2 separate regions of the Homo sapiens genome follow, and region 2 is linked to region 1. Evidence: chromatin contacts called from ENCODE Hi-C or POLR2A ChIA-PET data. All regions are on one chromosome and are shown on one strand. The core of a region is the stretch at or near the end of the contact, and the rest is flanking DNA. Distances in the headings are between cores, read along the strand shown. Region 1 overlaps LOC105374928 (a long non-coding RNA gene). Region 2 overlaps ELOVL2 (ELOVL fatty acid elongase 2).

Region 1 (4,216 bases), core at 593-3,092:
GAGCATGTGCACAATTGTCCCTGGGAATTTCCGAAACTAGCTGGGAGAGATTGGAGATGTTCTGAGGCTCTCATGCTCCACAATTTGTGGTTAAGCCAAAGAAGACAGCCTTTGCCAGTACTAGTGTGTCAAAGAAAAATATGTCACGTATACATTCTATGAGCACAAAGTGATGAGACAGGGCCATAAGTTAAGCATGGGAATCAGTCTCATCCCTGACAGACACACGTTAGGTAGGAACATGATTCTACTGATTTACCATATAATTGTGTTTGGCTTTCTTTTGTGTTAGTCCCAGCATAAGATAGATAGGGTTTGAGCTGATCACGCCTTACTTGAGCTGATCACACCTTACTTTCTCCCTCAGTTCTTGTGGTTAATTAGCAAGATGACAGGTCAGCTAGGGTATGGGTGGAGTCAAAGTTGTAGGATACCCTCAGAAAATCAGCTCTTCAGAGTTCAAGCTGCCTCCATCCTTTCTGACATTTGATTTATCCCCTACCAGGCTATGAAGCCTTGACTTTATAGTATAAACCTCTAATCAGATAAGCGGATCACAAAACCATCTTTATTCTCAAGACCACTGCTCTATTGCCCTAACCATCCTTGAGCCATCTCAGGGTAGAGGCATCAGCCTTCAGGAGTTACATAGGCACTGGCAGATCATCATAATAAGGACGGGTTGCCAACCTGCTCAGGTTACAGTGAATGCTGATGGGTAGAGTCTGCTTTGAATTTCTCTGACAAGAGGGAGATACAATGTATTTGGTTCACCCAATTCATTTTAAGGGATTTGGTTCCCAGATTTCCTGCAATCGGAATCATGGCCCATTTTCACAGCCACTAGAGCATTAAATTCGTGTATACAAAATAAAGGACTAGAAAACATGTAAACCTAAAAATGTTTAAGCTAAAATTGTGGTACAGATGTTATCTGAGTCCCATAAATCAGTATTCAGAAATATTGTCTTACTGTCAGAAGCAAACAGCAAACAGAGACTTGCATTAGCTATGTGTCTAGATAATGGCAAAAATTAAGTACAGTATTGTTTAGAAATCATAGGCTGGCAGATCTCTTTTCCTTTTCAGGGTTTAAAGAAAGCATAACCTTCTCTGTTGCATTTAACAAAGGAAAAAAAAGGATTTTCTTGTTTTTTGTGCGTACACCCTGCCTAGGGATGAGTTATTCATCAAAATAAGCTTCCTTGTGTTTTAGAATTTGAGAATTTAGAATACTGAGCATTCTCTAACACATCGCCCTAAACATGCTAGTTTGATTCTGAAGCCTTTTTTCCATTTTGTCAAGTTCACCCTCTGAAAGGGACAGTGAAAAATTAGGGGTTGGCTCCACCTGGTGCTTTGATTAGAAAATTACACCTCCATGTATGAGGGCTGTCAACGGACAGTGTGCCCTCTTGCGCACGGAAACAGTAAAAATACTACATAAATATTACTTAAAAATACTAAAACTACCCCACAAGAGTGACCAGTTAACTCACTTTCCATGCAGGGTGCTAAGGACTATTTTTGTATGGTTGTTTTAGTGTCTGTTGCTATGGAACAAATCATCTTAAAATATAGAAGCTTAAGACAACAAAATCATTTATTATCTCCCACGGTGTCTATGGGCCAGGAATTCAGAAGGAGCTCTGTCGGGTGGTTCTGCCTGGAGGCTTCTTTCACATGAGATCGCAATCAGACAGTACTTGGGGTTATTGTAAAGCCTCATTCGCTCCCGTGTCTGGTGTCTGAGCTGATAAGACTGGACAGGCTGGGGTGGGAGCTTCTCTCTGTCTCTATGTAGTCCCTCTTTAGGGTTTCTCAAGCATAGCCAGACTTGTTTCATGTTGGCTCAGAACATCCAAGGTGGTGTCCCCAGAAAGAGAGCCAGGAGGAAGCCGTGTTGCTTTTTATGATCCAGCCTCAGAGGTCAGGAAATGTCACTTCTGCTGTGTTCTGTTGATAGAGGTAATTGCAAACGTCTACCCAGGTTCAAGGGAAGGGAACATAGCCTCCACCCCTCAATACAGGAATGTCAGTGTCACGTCAGAAGAAGAGCATGTGGGATGGGATATATATTTGTGCATCATCTTTGTAAAAATACAATCAACCACAATTGTTTTATTTAATCATCCTTCACCGTAAATGAAGTTGCTTCGATATATCATTATCCCAATTTTACATTTAAGTGAAAGCAGAAGGAAACATTAAAGATCTTCTTACGCCCTTTCGGTGTCATACTAGAGCATTGCCTAATAAGCTGTCAAAAGTGTCATCTGTACACGATTCTCAGTCTTGGCGCTATTGAAATTTTGGTCTGGGTAATTCTTTGCCGTGGGGGCTGTTCAGGGCGTAATAGGTCATTTAGCAGTATCCCTGGCCCCTGCCCACCAGACACCAGTAGCACACCTTCATCCCTTTAGTTGCGATAGCCACAAATGTCTCCAGACATTGTCAGATATCTCTGGGGTGAGGAGAGGGCAAATGTTCCCCCAGTTGGGAAGTTTTACAGGAAGAAAGTTACTTTGATTATTTGCTATTGATGAAGGTGAGACTCTTGTAAAGTTAATGTTAACTTGTGGAGGATCATTATGTTGCAATTCATTTCTGTCCAGTAGGAAATATAAATCCTACAGATTATAGTTGTGTTGTTTTATAATTTACCAGTTTCAACTTCACTTGCAGTCTTATTCCAGCATTCTTTTTGTTCATTGACTATATATAGTAATTTTTCTTCTCCTTCTTCATTCATTGATAAGTTAAATAAACCTTTGTCACATGTGTGCATACACACACACACACACACACAAACGCACACACACACCAGCTCCTTGGCAGAATGCAGAGTGAGAATTCTCTCCAATATGGGGATATGGAGCTATTATGATCTCCCTTCAAGAAAGAACTTGTAGATTAGCTGTGAGGGTGCAGTTAGGTGATGGCCTTGGTTGCAGTGCCTCTGGTTGCTTAGCCACAGCAGTTGAGCTGAGGCCATGCTTTTCCTAGGCAGACCTTTAACAGCTAATGAGCACAGTGGGCGTGCCAGGGCCTGGCCCTTTCTGTTCATCATGGAACTTCTCCAACAGGCAGCCTTTGCTCTGGAGCTCTCTGTTGGGCTGGCTGAGACTTTTGCAGGACAGCACTGCAGTTTGAGACTCTTCCTAACTAACCCTCCTTCTCCCTCCCCTTTCACAGGTGACAGACCTGCATCTCTAGCCTTTTTGTGCTTCAGGCACAACTCAAAGCTGCCAATAATCATGTTGCCCAATTTGTGAGCTGGAACTGCAGTCTTTTTGTTTTTTTGAGACGGAGTCTGGCTCTTTCGCCCAGGCGGGACTGCAGTGGCGCTATCTTGGCTCACTGCAAGCTCCGCCTCCCGGGTTCACACCATTCTCCTGCCTCAGCCTCCTGAGTAGCTGGGATTACAGGCGCCTGCCACCGCGCCTGGCTAATTTTTTTTTGTATTTTTAGTAGAGATGGGGTTTCTCCGTGTTAGCCAGGATGGTCTCAATCTCCTGACCTCGTGATCCGCCCGCCTCGGCCTCCCAAAGTGCTGGGATTACAGGCGTGAGCCACCACGCCTGGCCTGGAACTGCAGTCTTAAGTGTGGCATGAGTTGCCTTCAGAACCCAAAGAGGCCTACCAGGCACTTCTTTTTTGAGGTATGAGATATAAGATGCAGCAATTTATCGTTTGCTTTGGAGGGAATATTCCAGCATGAACCTAACCACTGGATTCCTTAAATCCTCATTCATCTTTTCCTCTCTGGAGCATGAGTGTTTTACCAAGACCTCCAGCATACTAGCCACCTCTTGCTTCTTCTGGCCAATGAACATGATGTCATTGATGCAGTGGATGGGTTTGATGTTCCGTGGGTTCAGGTGATCTAGATTATTTCAGACTATTATGGCAAAGGGCAGCTGAGTTAAGATAGCTCTGAGGCAAAGCAATAAATGAATATTGGAGTCTGTCCACGTGAATGTGAATTGTTCCTGATCTTTTTTTCTAATATGGATAGAAAAGGCACATTCACCAAATAGACAACCACATGCCACGGGCCTGCGGCCTGTTTAATGTGCTCCAGCTGTGATCCCACCTCTGGCACAGCAGCCGCAGTCGACCACCATGTGATTGAAACTGTACTCATCTGTTGTCATTCTTCAGAGTCCATCCACTTCCTGCTGGGGGAGACTAGCAATTAAAAAGAGATATGATA
Region 2 (4,216 bases), core at 822-3,321, 490 kb before region 1:
GTGGGCTGAATCGGTAAAGGTTTCATGGAGCAAACAGGGCTTAGGCTGAACACTGAATGAAAGGGACAAGAAGTAAAGGTGTGAAGTGACAGTTCTTGAATGCCTATTTTGGAACAGTTACTGCATTTATTTACTCTAAATTAATATGAAGTAAGTACTATTATGCAATTTTATGGATGGAAAAAAAAACAGCTCAGAAAGCTTTAGTAACTTTCAAAAGGCTACATCATAGTCGGCAGTACAGTCAGGATTTGAACCAGTCACATCTGCCTCCCAGCCCCATGATACCTTGCAGCTGTCCTCCCATGGAGAAGATCAGAGCAGTCAGAGGAAAGAAGGCATATCGATACTGTATCCTAATTCCTAAAGCCCACACAGCTCCGAATTTGCCTAGTATCAGTAATGGAAGGGGTTTAGAGTTCAGCTGGTTCAGAGAAAGCAATAGGATGACCGTGCAGCAAGCCTGGAGGCTGCAGACAGCAGAGGCAAAGCCTGGGAGCTGTGATTCAGAACTGAGGACCCAGATCTGGCCATGGGACTGGACGTTTACACAGCAGGGAGGCAAGCAGCTGAATACATCAGGGCCCCTTACACTGCAGAGTGAATATTTAAAAGCCTAAATGAAACCCACATGATAGAGCTACAATATAATTAGTAACACCTGAAAATCATTGTAGACACTAAATGATTTGTGTTCTCTATTCTGCTCTTTTTGTTTGTTTAAATAAAGAAAATGATTTGGCCCAGAATTATAAAAATTGCATGCTGCTTTTAACCTCCACAAATGGAGTTGTAGTGAGCTGGTTTCACCAACAGGCAATGGCCTTTTCTTGAATTTTTTGTTTTCTAAGTCCCTTTCTGGTGCATCCTACCCTGTATACCCCAGCCTCTTGTTAAACCACCCGCCCTACAGAGTACCATTTCTACAAGGCAAGTGCCTTCTGAAGCTCTGACTGTCCCATCACTTATTTTATAAATATCTCCCATTGGTGATAGAGATAAAAAGGTTAGAAAGCTCTTCTCAGCATTCATGTGACTAACAGATACCACCTTTCATACAGCAGGCTTGCAATCACCTGTCATAAGTCTGTGCTGTGTGTCACTTCCTAATGTCCATCTCCATATCTGAACCCTACTCATCTTTTAATGCCCAGATAAAGGTCCTGACTTCTGAAGGGAGACATTTCCTACTGTGTTTTCATATTTATAGCTCCTCATATGCATAGCAAGACAATTATTATCATTTTCTAATTCACATATTATTATGGCTATGATACTGTTACTATAACATTTACTGAGCACTTATTCTGTGCCAGGCACTATTCTGAAGGCTTTTACATGTATTAACTTATTTGATTCTCAAAGCAATCCCATTATATAGGTGATAATATCATCCCAGTTTACCCTTAAGAAAAATTGAGCTGTAGAGGCCTAGAAAAGTGAAATGACTTGCACTAAACTGCTACGCTACTTCTTGTTATGGTGTTAGACTGAATTGTGTCCCCCACGAAGATGCCTTCAAGTCCTAACTCCTGGTATCTGTGAATGTGACATTATTTGAAAATAGAGTCTTTGCAGATATAATATAGCTAAGATGAGGTTATACTGGATTAGGGTGGGCCCTAAGCCAATGACTAGTGTCCTTATAAGAAGGAGAGGTCTGAATACAAGGACAAAAGAGAAGACGGCCATGTGAAGAGGGAGGCAGAGATTGGAGTGATGCATCTCCAAGCTAAGGAACACCAGAGATTGCCACCAACCACCAGAAACTACGGGGAGTCATGGTACAGAATCTTCCCTAGAACCTCAGAGGGAACAAGGCTCTGCTGACACCTTGATTTCAGACTGTTGGCCTCCAGAATTGTGAAAGAATACATTTCTGCTATTTAAGCCACCCAGTTTGTGGCACTTTTTATGGCAGCCTAGGAAACAAACACACATGGTTTAGTATTTAATTGATTTCCAGTAGTTTCAGATGTGCTGGCTTTACCTCCCCAACTATAGTACATGCTCCAGGAGACAGCCACTAGGTCTTATATCTCTACTCTGTCTGACTCATACCCACGTAGTGCTGAGTTAAGAGGAAACATTCATTAAATGCATATCCATTGGCACATTGAGTCAAGCACATACTGCAAACTAATATAGCACCTGAGGTTTTTGTTTTCTTTTGTCACAGTGCTGTAAATGTTTGCTACAGTTGTTAAGGATAATCATAGTTGTTTTAGCCAAAAGATAGGAACAAATGCTTGTAATAAACTTTCTTATCTTTGGGACTTGAGAAGTGTTAGCTCTTCCTCTGAGTCAGTATTTGCTCAGAACAATACCCCTTGATGGTACTAACATGGTGTGGGCAAAATCAGAAGAGGCTAGGAGACACCGAGAGGTTTATTCGGTGATGTGCCAGTCAGCATCAGGGTGTGAGACTTTTAGGAAGAAAAAAGGATTCCTGATGGCTTACATGCTAGACACCTTGTCAGTGTGGAGCTCATCTGATTCCACTGTCAACTGTCAATTTTACAATCTCCTTGCTACAAAGGAAAATTCCATAAAATGACCAATGCAGAGTAAACAACTGTAATCCTTTCCTCAATTGATCCCACATCCACATAATTCCAGATCACGCCAATCTTACTGGCAGCAAAGCTCAGTGAACTTGGCGCAGACAAGTTGTTGTTTAACTGTCTAGTCGAAGTGTCAAACAGAAAACCACTGTCACCAACAAATCATACTTCCTCCTGGATCTTGCATGCCTAAGCGAGAGTGCCCCCGGGGCCTGCATGCCTAACTAAGAGAGGGGGCTCCGGGTCCTGCATGCCTAACTAAGGGAGGGGGCTCTGGGTCCTGCATGCCTAAGGGAGGGGTCCCGGGTCCTGCATGCCTAAGGGAGAGGGTCATGCCCTCTACACTGAGCTGTTCTCCTTTCTACCCACTAGAACTGTAAGGGAGAGAACATAGTAAAAGTAGGTTAGAAGATAAAGATATTCTGCCCTGCCTACCCCACAGAGTCATCAGGAGGTTAAATGGAAAAAGCAAAAAAACCTATGTGAAAGGATTTTTTCAAAGCTGTATAGAATCAGTATCATTATATTAAAACTATATAGTCATGCATTTAGAACAGTTAATAGAGCCCATGGAGAAAATGGAGAATGGCCTAAATACTCAAGTGATTGTTTAAAGATCTTGAGAAACAGGAAAACCTCCTCATTCCTTGCTCTCTCACTCCTCCAATAGGGCTGAGGAAATAACTTGTAGAGAACTAAGGACTTTTCACAGTTCTGTGAGCCAATAAGGCTCAAGTAAAATGAAACCTTCTGTCTAGAATTCATTCATTTATTTGGAAAATATACAGTGCTGAATATGTTCCCAGAACTGTAATAAACCCTGGAGATAAATGGTGAGTAAAACAGCCAGGGTTCCTGCCCTTCTGGGAGAAATCGCTGTTGGTAACAATGAAGTATCTGAAGGAAGTAAACAAGGGTTGAAACAGAATGATGAGGGACCACAGCAGACCCCTCTGGATGCCTGAGCCTGCAGATACTCCCAAACCCTGTAGGTACCATGCTTTTTCCTGTACATATACACCTATGGAAAATTTATAAATTAGGCATAGTAAGAGATTATAACAATATACTATAATAAAAGTTATGTGAATGTGGTCATCTCTCTATCTGAAAATATCTTACTGTATTGTGCTCCCCTATTTTTGGACCATGGTTGACCACGGGTAACTGGAACTGCAGAAAGCGAAACTGCTGCTAAGGGGGGACTACTGTACCTTAGAGAGGCAAAGCCCAACTGAAAAGGCAACGTTTAAGCTGACACCTCAAGTGTGACAGGAACTGACTCATCTGGAGGGAGGGGTAGGAGATCCTAGGAAGGAATTCCAGGCTCAGGGAATAGCACGTAAAAGAATTTTACATATTTGCAGAATTAAAAGATGGCTTGAGCAGCTGTATGAAAGCCAGTGAGGACGACGGATACTGACTGAGTTGGAGAGGTTGCTGGGGTTAGACAGCCCAAGGGTGCGCAGTCCATGATAAGAAGTTTGGTTTTTACCTGAGAGCAGTGGGATGACACTGATGAGTTTTAAGCTACAGTGCCATGCAATATGACTTAGGTCTTTAGAATGTCATTCCAGCTGACACTGAATAAATGACTGGAAGGGGCAAGAGTGGAAGAGGGGAGGCCTGTTAGGAGGCCACTGCAGTACAGT

Evidence for each region. Hi-C counts contacts between places; a loop is a spot of excess contacts on that map. ChIA-PET counts read pairs that join two places held with the same protein, here RNA polymerase II (POLR2A). Pooled maps may share reads with other maps.
Region 2: a pooled map shows a loop between it and region 1 (2.2-fold over the local background). The contact joins two enhancer-like sites. A Hi-C loop is called at or near these places in 1 of 168 maps with a recorded cell type or tissue (IMR-90) and 2 of 50 pooled maps. POLR2A ChIA-PET finds 5 or more read pairs at or near these places in 2 of 52 experiments (PC-9 and WTC11).

The regions. Positions count from the first base shown.
Region 1 is chr6:11,495,034-11,499,249 of GRCh38, forward strand. The region is part of intron 3 of LOC105374928 (a long non-coding RNA gene); the gene reads left to right. Among named protein-coding and RNA genes, the nearest start is that of TMEM170B, 41 kb to the right of the region's middle. Within about 2 kb of position 1,843, at least 3 of the 41 ENCODE cell types and tissues checked have a DNase peak (open chromatin) inside an H3K27ac peak, as active enhancers do.
Region 2 is chr6:11,005,725-11,009,940 of GRCh38, forward strand. The region is part of intron 2 of ELOVL2 (ELOVL fatty acid elongase 2); the gene reads right to left. Among named protein-coding and RNA genes, the nearest start is that of ELOVL2-AS1, 36 kb to the right of the region's middle. Within about 2 kb of position 2,072, at least 3 of the 41 ENCODE cell types and tissues checked have a DNase peak (open chromatin) inside an H3K27ac peak, as active enhancers do.